Regions from separate parts of the Homo sapiens genome. Here region 2 is linked to region 1. The links are chromatin contacts, found by POLR2A ChIA-PET in ENCODE. All regions are on one chromosome and are shown on one strand. Each heading gives the region's core, a stretch centred on a gene start or an enhancer-like site at or near the end of the contact. The rest is flanking DNA. Distances are from core to core; before and after follow the strand shown.

Region 1 (5,023 bases), core at 1,053-3,552:
AAGAAAATAAACAGTCACTTGAGGCAGGCTTCTTATGAGCATGGCTATGGATCAGCCTGCTTGAGTTTTTAATTTACTTAAAAATTTCTCTTGGCTGAGACCTTTACCCACATAGACAAACAGCAGAGAAGAGCGTGTCCTTCAGGCAGACAAAGGCAAGTAGGCTGGAGGGAATGTGGGGCAGGACTGCTCTGAGCACCCCCACCACACACACCGGTTGTGGAAAGTCACGCCCTGCAAGGGCACATGTGCCTCTCATATCCTTCCTGGGTCTTGTTGCAACTGAGCCACTTTAGCCTCTTTTGACTTTTTTTCATGACAATTTTGCCATTATTATTATTATTATTTTAAATCTCAGTGACTGAAAAAGTTTCAAACTAGGACATTCTCTAAAGTACTTTGGCTGAGCACGCCATGAGTTCCTTCCTTCCACACTGACCCTGATGTCAGTGGTTGTTAAACTTTGTTAACTAGTGGATCCCTTTCCATTTCCACCCTCTCATTAATCCAAGCACCGCGTTGGTATTTACTTGCCCACTTTTGGAATTCAAACTAATGTCAAAGCCATTTCCAATTGTTCTTCCTCTTTCCTGCATCAATCTGTCACCCAACTTATACATCCTTCCCCTAAAAAGCTGCCCCTGCATCTCAGTTCACACCCCTAGGAAGGAGCAAAAAGGGAACTGGGATTGGAACCCAGCAGTCCAGCTCCAGGGTTCGTGTTCTCATGTCACCACCCCTTTGCCCTAGTCTAACCAAGAACCACAATTCAGGTTATTGTGAGGGCAGGCGAGAGATGGTTTTCAAACCTTTCTGCCACAATAGAACTCACTGCAATTAACCACTGCTAGAAAACGGCCACTGGCCCTTTGTTCAACATTTCTATCAGTAGGGGCACTAGCAAGAAAAGGACTCTGTCCTTTGGAGATGGCTAGGGTCCGTGACCTACCATCAGCACAGGGGGACTCTGTAATATTTCTCTAGGACTAGGGCTGAGCTTCAGGGAGTCACCTACCATCCACAAACCTTTGTTAGGAGGGTTCTGTGGTCACAAGATACAAAGTAGGATGGGAATAACTAGGTGTCATGTTTCGATGGAACCCACAAGCTGTAACAATGCACCTTGGACTCCAATCCCTTTGTAGACAAATATGGGAGGCAGCCTGGAGCAGCCCCATAGGAAGTGGGCATGCTGTGAGAAACTGGAGACAGCACAAGCAGTCCAGCGGTGTTCAAATTCTTTAAAAAACAAGCAGCAAACACTGAGCCAAACAAACAAAACATATCCTGGCCACCACTAGCTCCTAGGCTGCCTTGTTGTGAAAACTGGTTGGTGACTCAGGTTAATGGATAAATGCTTTGTATTCCCTAAGATTTTTAAAAATCACTTCTCTCTTCAGAGCCAGCTAAACCTGTGCTGAAATGGAACCACTTCAGCAATAAGCCTCCACAGAATCATCTGAAGCAAATTAAAGTGTTTCTCTCAAAACAATCCTTTTTCTGGAAGGCATTCAATCAGGGTACTCCTTCAACTCTCTGTTTTCTTTCTGAGTGGTAGCTTTTTGCTATATGGAAAAGATAAGAACAATCTCAGACCTATCCAAAGGCATCTAATTTTCCTGTGACAAAAGTCCCACCATTGTCAAGTGGAGCCGCATCTCAGCAGCCTTTCAACAGGATAATCTGTCCTCCTTCACAGCCATTTACCAAGCGCCTCTTGGCATATTGCCTCAATGATGTTTGAGGGGTTATTTCTACCCAGGTACCTTTATTTTGAGCTGCACATTAGCCTGTCATCAAGACACTGTTACCACAAAAAAATAAAATAAAATAAAGAATTAGTTGCTCACCTTTGGTTTTCTCTTGATCTTTAAAATAAACAATGGGCTTGACACCATTGTGATTTTCCGAGTTTAACTGCTGCTTTAAATCAAATTTCACATCTAATGCTTGTTACGAATGGCCAGGTGGAGCATGAAGAGAAATCGTGTTTGTGATTTGGCCTCCCAAGCTATTTATGTTGGAGAAACAGAAAGCTGCATCCTGGGGGAATACTCTTATGAATGTTATTATGAATAGCATCAGGGCTCCAGCCTAGCATTTTGGCATTTGCCACTAATCACTTATGCGCCACATGTCATCAGAATTAAACATACACATGCTCGCTGCGACATATTAATATGCTGCCATGGCAGAGCAGGGGAATTCCGACAGCCATGGAAGCCAGGAAATGACTAATGGAGGCCTACTTTCCCCTTCTCTCCAGGGCTTGGGCCCTGTGTACCCTCAGGGTATGACAGAAGGGCCTGGAGAATGACTAAAGGATGATGCAGAACTAAGGAAGACCTTCAACTTGAAACAAGGATTGTATACTTTGAGACTTAAGGCATCAGTTGGTAAATTTTTTTCTTTAAAGGGCCAGATAGTAAATATTTTAGGTTTTATGGGACCACATAGTACTGTCGCATATTTTTTTTTCTACAACACTCAAAAAAATGTAAAAAAAAAAAAAAAAAAAAAAAAAGCTTGCTGACATTACAGGTATCATGAGCTATATAGAAACAGGGATTGCCCATACGTAATTTGCTAACCCCTGACCTAAGGGAATCAAGTGGTTGTCTGCCAGTGACCTCAAGCCAGCAGGGCATGTCAAACTTAGGAAAGCAGTGTACTGAGTGACTTGAGCCTGCAGTCTCAGCTACTTGGGAAGCTAAGACAGGAGGATCACTTGAGCCCAGGAGTTCAAGGCCAGCCTGGGCAACATAGCAAGATCTTGTCTCTAAAAACAAACAACAACAACAACAAAACCCCAACAACTTATGAAAGCACTCAGGATCCTCCTATTGGAGTCAGAGCTATGACCTAATTATATATAAGCATGGTTTCTACATGAATGGTTGGACCTTGCGTATCTGTTTCCATCTCTAAGTGACCCATGATCCTTCCAGTCAGGAACTGAAAATACCTGCTTCAGATTAAATGCTGCCTCCTCCAGGAAGGCTTCCAGGATTGCTGCAACACTCCGTCCCTTCCCTGAAACCCCAATGTTTATGGCTGTTGCCAGACTTTTGGCAATACTGTTATGACAACATGACCTCTAAATACTAACCTCTTAGTAACACTTCATGGTTCACCAAACAGTTTCACTAGCCAGGATAATATCACTCAGGCTGCAGGTGCAGCCCCAGAGTTAGGCTCTCAGAGGTCAAGTATGTTGCCCGAGGTCACATTACTAGGAGGAGCCATCTAGCTCCAAAATCTATGCTCCCTACATACAGCACTGGGGGACCTGCCCCTAATTCTCCCTTGACATGTCAGCCTTCCTTCCCTGGTGTCTTGCAATTTCCTTGCAGTCAAGGAACATGTCTAATGCCTCTCTGTAGCCTCCCAGTCAGAGCTGGATACCTACGAGGCCCAGTACATAATGTCTATTCAGTAAATACCTGGGGTTAACTCAGAGCTGAAGCCCATGGAGGCTGGCAGAGAAGACCCCCAAAGACTATTATGACACAAAGTAGAAGAGGAGAGTGGGGCAGCCTCTGCCCGCCAACCCACAGGCCCAGACATGACACGGAGCAGCTGCCTCAGGAGGTAGCACCGTGGGAGCAGAGCCAGGGCCTACACTTCACACATTCTGGTCTCCACGACCCTCCCCAGCCAATCACACACACTCCCTGCATGTCTCTTCTCAAATGCTTCCCCAGGAGCATCTATGAAGGAGTATGGTGTAGTGCTAAGGCTTTCAAAATGTATGTCAGACTTACTCATGATCATAAACTCAGTTTACTGGCTTCAGATTGGCATTTTCGTTAATGAAATGAATAGAAGAGAAAAGATCAAAATGCACTTCACATTCAAAGGTAAGGATGGGTGAATATCGTTCAGTGAAACTTTTGTTTGCTCTGCCTGTGCGGGTGTGTGCACTTGTGCATGTGTGTGTATTGTCTTGCTATATCAAAGTTTAAGCAACTCTAACACAGTGGTTAATACTGCAAGCTCTGTAGCCAACCTGCCTGGGTCAGATACACCTCAGGTTCTTAATTGCTGTGTTACCTGAGGCAAGTTCCTTAAACTCTCCGTGTTTCAATTTGCTTATCTCTAAAATAGGATAATTAACTGCACCTGCCTCATAGGGCCTTGGGAGAATTCAATGAATGAGCATACAAAAAGATCTTAGAACACCTGGCACATAGCAAGTAAATTTTTTAAAACGTTAGTTAATATGATTAATACAATGATCCACATAACCACGCTGCGGGATGAGGAGACACACTGCTGTTATCTGATTTGATTGATGGAAACTGAGGCAGAGAGAGATGGACCGAGCAGAAGCACCAAGCCAGCACCAGCCTCTTCTGTCCCCACAAGTCGGCAAGCACCATGCCACATCACTGAAATTCCTTCAAGCCGGGGGGCTCTTTACTAAGCTGAATATAATCACAAATACTACCCACCTCTGATATTTCCCATCTCTGTGATGAGGATGGATGATACATTGTAAAGTGCTGAGAGCACCTCACAGACAAGTGTGATATAAATTCCAAATGTCATTTTAACGTTCTCATTATTATTATTAAAATGGCCAAAATGCGGAGAACATGACTCCAGCAGCCTCGAGTTTTAATGGGCCTCAAAAATATGAATTCTGGGGACAATTGGTTACCATGGTGCCTACATCTCAGATGGACTAGCATGACATAAGTAATGTCTAAACAATCAACTGTTTACTTCACAGTGAAAGTCATTTTTCCCTCCCTGGGGCAGAGTTTGTTTTGGAAATAAAGCTGAGCTTGATGACACTCTTCCAAAAATTCATTTTGATATATCGATTGCCTTGGCCAATAATGCCTTGGCCTTACAGGTGCGTGAAGAAGGCATCAACGTGGTAATTTGTCAAAAGCTCCCGCCTAGAATGGGCTGCCAGGGCCTGGAGCTGCTGCTCTTGCTCTTCCAGTAACTTCTCACAGGACAAAGGTCAAAGGCAAACAATTTCAAAAGCTTAGGGACTCGGGGGGCCTCAGGG
Region 2 (5,023 bases), core at 1,827-4,326, 140 kb before region 1:
CCATGAGACACCTCTGTGAGGTTGAGGGAGTGTGGGGCTTACTATTTAATATACCAGGGGCTCCCACGTAAAGAATGTCAACCAAAGCAGTGCAAAAACATTTGGTGTATTTTGAGACCTCCATGAATGGCCTTCTGGCCCACCACACAGCCCTGATGGTGGGGGGCAGGAGAGCCCATGGCCTCCCCTTCCCCCGTGCTCAGGTTTTTGAGGAGGTTCTGAGATCTGTGGAAATCAGTGTCTCCAGAAATGCTCTCTCTCACTGTTAAAAGTCCATAAACAAGATTTTGTAGGTTATCCAAATGAATGCAGACAAATCAAGAGGCTTATTCCAGTTTGGGGGAGCGAACACTGGTAATCGTCTAATAGACATCCCATTTTCTACCAAATTGCCTCTGAAAGCCTCATTTGCATCCGATCCTGCCTGCTTTTCGAAACGGTGTTTTTTTCTTAGAAGCCTCTAGAAGTGAGTTCTCTTTCCTTCCTTTCATCTTCCCTTTGGAAATGTAACTACGTTTTTTTTTTTTCCCCTGAAAGAACTGGAGACTTGGCCAGCCCTCCCTTTCAGACAGAACCTTGGGGACTCAGGGTGGGTACAGAAAGGGGCAGAGATCTTGCTAGCCTTCCTTCCCTTTCAACCTCCCTGCCCTCTGGGTACCTCTCCAGGCTTTTCTAGTAAGGGAGTTATGGGAGTGACTGTACCATTTCTGGCTTCAGAAGCTTCCTCTTTGTTCTGAATATTCGGTGGCTAGCACTCAGGTAATCTTCAAGCATGGGTGTTCACTCATCTGTCTAATAATTAGCTATTGCTTTCTGACCATCTGTTTGCCTGAGAGAGGAACACGCAGGCCTTTCGGGGATGCTGCTCCTCTAAGACTTCACGCATACATTGTTCTCAGGACTCATTGCAGCACTCTGCCCCCAGAGCCTCCATAAAGGCCTGGATCCACATCCCTTTTCTTCTGCACCACAGGCCAGGTCACGTGCCCACTGGTCTCTGCCGCATGGGTACTGTCCCACCACGTTCAACTGCAACCTGTCCTCCAAAGGCCACTAAAATTCAAATCCCTACCCCACCCCTCAAAAAACTTCCTACCTGCAGCAACTTATGAAATTCTTTGACTTTCCCTCCCTAGAAAGGTGTGGTCTATGTCTTTTCTCTCAAGGGCTCCTCTGAAGTCGTTAGAAAGCAGCAGAAGCTACCTGTGAGGCAAGGTCCCAAAGGGACCACATAGTTCTCACCTGATTCTCTTGGAATCCTGGGCTGTGTACCTGGAGGTCACAGTGTGAAGAATCCCAGGCTCATGGAGAGGACATTGCTGTGCTGTGGCTGCAGCCTCAGCTGAAGTGTCCCTGACAAGGAACATTAACTGCTAGACCTGTGAGCGCCTCCCAGTGATTCTAGCCCTCAGAGGCCAAGTCGCCTCCAGCCACCAAATCTTCCTGAGGCCTCAGACGTCACAGAGCAGTCAGGTCATCCCTGCCATGCCCCTCTTCAATCTCAACCCATATAGTTCACAAGCATCATAAAAGGAACCCATTCTTAATTAGCCACTAAGTTTTGGGATGCTTTTTTACAAACCAATAACTGAAATGTCCCTGAGACTCCCCCTTCTCCCATCATTCTCCGTAAGAAGCACTCAGCACTTCTGAATTCAGAGGGCACCCTAAAGACATTAACCTCAATTGGCAGGTTGGCCAGAGTTCTTACAAGAGTCTATTTTAAGTTAGATTAAATGTGCCCAGCTTTGGCACTTTTTTTTTTTTTTGAGGGATATGTGTATTTGTTGGGGGGATCTCACTTAGGAAGGAGTGTTTGCTAACAGAAATGTCTAGCAGCTTTAAACGTTTTGACCCACAGTAAGGGATATATTTTACAGTATCACCCAGCAAACAAACACACGGCACACTTGGAATACATTTCATGAAACAGTAGGTACTACTTGTGAGGTGGCTCAAGCCTGTAATCCCAGCACTTTGGAAGGCTGAGGAAGGAGGATCACTTGAGGTCAGGAGTGTGAGACCAGCCTGGGCAACATAGCAAGATCCTACCTCTAAACAAACAACAAAAAAAGTAATTTAAATAATTAGCTGGGTATGGTGGCAGGTACTTGTAGTTCCAGCCACTTGGGATCATGAGCCTTAGAGTTTAAGGCTGCAATGAGCTGTGATAGTGTCACTGCAACCTAGGCAACAGAGCAAAACCCTATCTCCAAAAAAAAAAAAAAAAAAAAAAGAAAGAAAGAAATCTAATTCTCTCTATTCAATTCTATTTTTTTCCAATGCTTGTTGTGAATCACTAAGTGAAGGTCACAAGTCACAAATGGGTTGCAACCTGCAGATTGAAAAGTACTGCTGTAGGTAGTGAGGTAAAAAAGGGGTTGGAAGGAGGGTGAGGCTGGTTTGGGGACCTGGCTTGGCTGGGCAGAGGCAGGCAGGCACTGTCTGCAGGTCACAGTGCTCTCCCTGCTGGGCATCCCAGCCAGGTGACTTCTAGGCCTCAGGCTGCTCAGGCACCTTGACCTTACTCCACTGAGACAGGCACCTTGACCTTACTCCGCTAAGAATCCCCTGGGCTCTGTGGCTCTGTAAGGCTGGAGAGTGGGCTGGCCAAGTCCTGCCACTTGATCTGCATTGTTCATCCCCAGCTCTAGTCTAAGCTGGAGAATGGAGCCAGCAAACACTCATCTGGCCTTCTCCCAGCCACTGAGAGCAGGCTTCATGTAGAATTGTAAATAAAACCTGCCTGAAAGGCACATTGCAAATCACTTAAGAATTACATTATCCAAGTCCTTCCCCCATGTAATCATGAATTGAAACAGCAGCTCACGGAGGATCTTTAACACTGCAGTCTCTGTTTCTCATGCAAGAAGATGGTTTTGTTTGTAATCTATAGCCCAGCCTCTTCCCTGCATGTGTCTTCCCCGCAAGCATATGGAGGTGATCGCACAGCGCCAAACCCACTTCCTCCTTCTCACGGATCACCTGTAGCTTTGACTCACAGCCCAGACGTGGCCACCTGCAGATGGTGTCTAAAAGGACCTGAGGACAGACGGCTGGCCACATCCCCAGCACACCTGTCACTTAATCACCCCCTCAGAGGTCTGCCAGGTGACTCCGACAGCAGCAGCTGGGACTGCCAATCAGCACTTTGTCTCCCAACCACCGGGCCATCTGCCTGAACTAGTTTGAATTCTTTTTTTTTTGAAACATCTGCAGTAAACAACACCACAGTCATAGAAAGATTCAGTAAAACTGGAGTTCATGCCACACGCATTCTTATTTAGATAACTAGTTATAAAATGAATCACTCGCCCTGAAAGATGGGCCCCAAGAGCACCATACTTCATTAGCCACTGAATAAAAGCTTCTTGAAGGTGATAATTCTTCCCCTGCAGAGGGTGGCCCTGAAGATCAAATTGGTTTCTTTATATTTCTACCGGCTCCCTCCAATTTGTCTAAGAGTCAGTCTATCTTGCCTGTGAAACTAAGGGCCTCACTCCGCATTGACCCAAACCTCATTTCCCCAGGAATATTGGGAGTCAAATGCTAGGGGATGGGGGTTCAGTGCCTGCCCCACATGTTGGATTCTAGATTCTTGGTCTTTGACATGGAGAGCAATAGAGAAATGTAGGGAAGGGACATGAGAAAACATAACAAGGGCACCAGCCAAAGGGAACATTTTTGTTCCCAAATAATATTTAAAAGCATCTGCAAGGCCTTGCAGAGCCATCACATGGTTTCTGGAACCCCAGACCTACTAAGAGTTTTGCTAAATTTAACCAAGATCATTCTCTTCCAAAAAAAAAAAAAAAGTCACTATCGTTCCCCCATAGCCCTGTGAAGACTCCTGACTATGTGTCAAATGGAAACAAATACCTAATAGAGGACTGAATCGTTTCTTGCTAACTAGCCTTTCTTGCTCTGGTTTCCTGGTTAAATCAAAATGATTTAACAAAATAAAGCCCGCAGAAAGAAAGTCACTGGACAACTAAGATATTCAGTGAGTTCATAAAAACTGCTTTGCCTCACAGGTTTTTCCCAATCAGTGATACCTTTTGTGCCCCTTCTTTACTAAAGACACAGTAATGCTTTTTTTTTTTTAATCTTTATACTACCACAAAAGAGAAGTCAGTGTTGCAGTTTTTTTGTTGTTTTTTTTTGGTGTTTTTTTTTTTGTTTTTTTTTTTTGAGACAGAGTCCCACTCTGTTGCCAGAATGGAGTGTAATGGCATGATCTCTGCTCACTGCAACATCTGCCTCCTGGGTTCAAGCGATTCTCCTGCCTCAGCCTCCTGAATAGCTGGGATTACAGGCATGCACCACCACACCCGGCAAATTTTTATAATTTTAGCAGAGTTAGGGTTTCACCAAGTTGACCAGGCTGCTCTTGAACTCTCGACTTTGTGATCCACCCACCTTGGCCTCCCAAAGTGCTGGGATTACAGGAATGAGCCACCATGCCCAGCCTGTAGTTAATTTTTAACATGTCTAAACAGAAGGAATAATTGTAAAGCTGGATTTGGATACCACACAGTGCTTTTGGTTCTAATACCTGGCTTGGGATATGGTGGAACCTCTCCATAAGTAAGGTACACACTTATTGTACCATGGCCAGTAAGTGTGATTAGCATATAAATAAAAGTGTGCAAGTAAACATATTTTCACTTTCTAAAGATGATGTTTCTGACCTAAGAACAGAAACATGTGTTGATAAAGTCAACTGACTACTCTCAGCCACCGGCACTTTCCTGCTAATGTCCCTGTGACTTACAGAATACAGTTTTGTCAAACGAAAGGAAAACGGGAAATGGTTCCCATCCTGGGAAAACCCTCACACTAGAGATAAAGCCAATCCCAAACTCATTGGCTCCATCCCTTAATCCAACTGAGATGCAAACATATAGTGAATGCAAGGCACTAGTTATCCATTTGATTCTTAAAACAATCCTGAGAGATTTCAATCCCATTTCAAAGATGAAGAAACTATTAGAGACTTTACATACCATCCTAAAGTTACACA

What was found. ChIA-PET counts read pairs that join two places held with the same protein, here RNA polymerase II (POLR2A).
Region 2: POLR2A ChIA-PET joins it to region 1 with 11 read pairs in PC-9. The contact joins two enhancer-like sites. POLR2A ChIA-PET finds 5 or more read pairs at or near these places in 2 of 52 experiments (PC-9 and activated T-cell).

What each region holds. Positions count from the first base shown.
Region 1 is chr2:132,436,075-132,441,097 of GRCh38, reverse strand. The region is part of intron 1 of GPR39 (G protein-coupled receptor 39); the gene reads right to left. Among named protein-coding and RNA genes, the nearest start is that of MIR9986, 4.9 kb to the right of the region's middle. RefSeq lists an enhancer at 2,108-2,402. Within about 2 kb of position 2,302, at least 7 of the 41 ENCODE cell types and tissues checked have a DNase peak (open chromatin) inside an H3K27ac peak, as active enhancers do.
Region 2 is chr2:132,580,129-132,585,151 of GRCh38, reverse strand. The region is part of intron 1 of GPR39 (G protein-coupled receptor 39); the gene reads right to left. Among named protein-coding and RNA genes, the nearest start is that of LYPD1, 88 kb to the left of the region's middle. Within about 2 kb of position 3,076, at least 3 of the 41 ENCODE cell types and tissues checked have a DNase peak (open chromatin) inside an H3K27ac peak, as active enhancers do.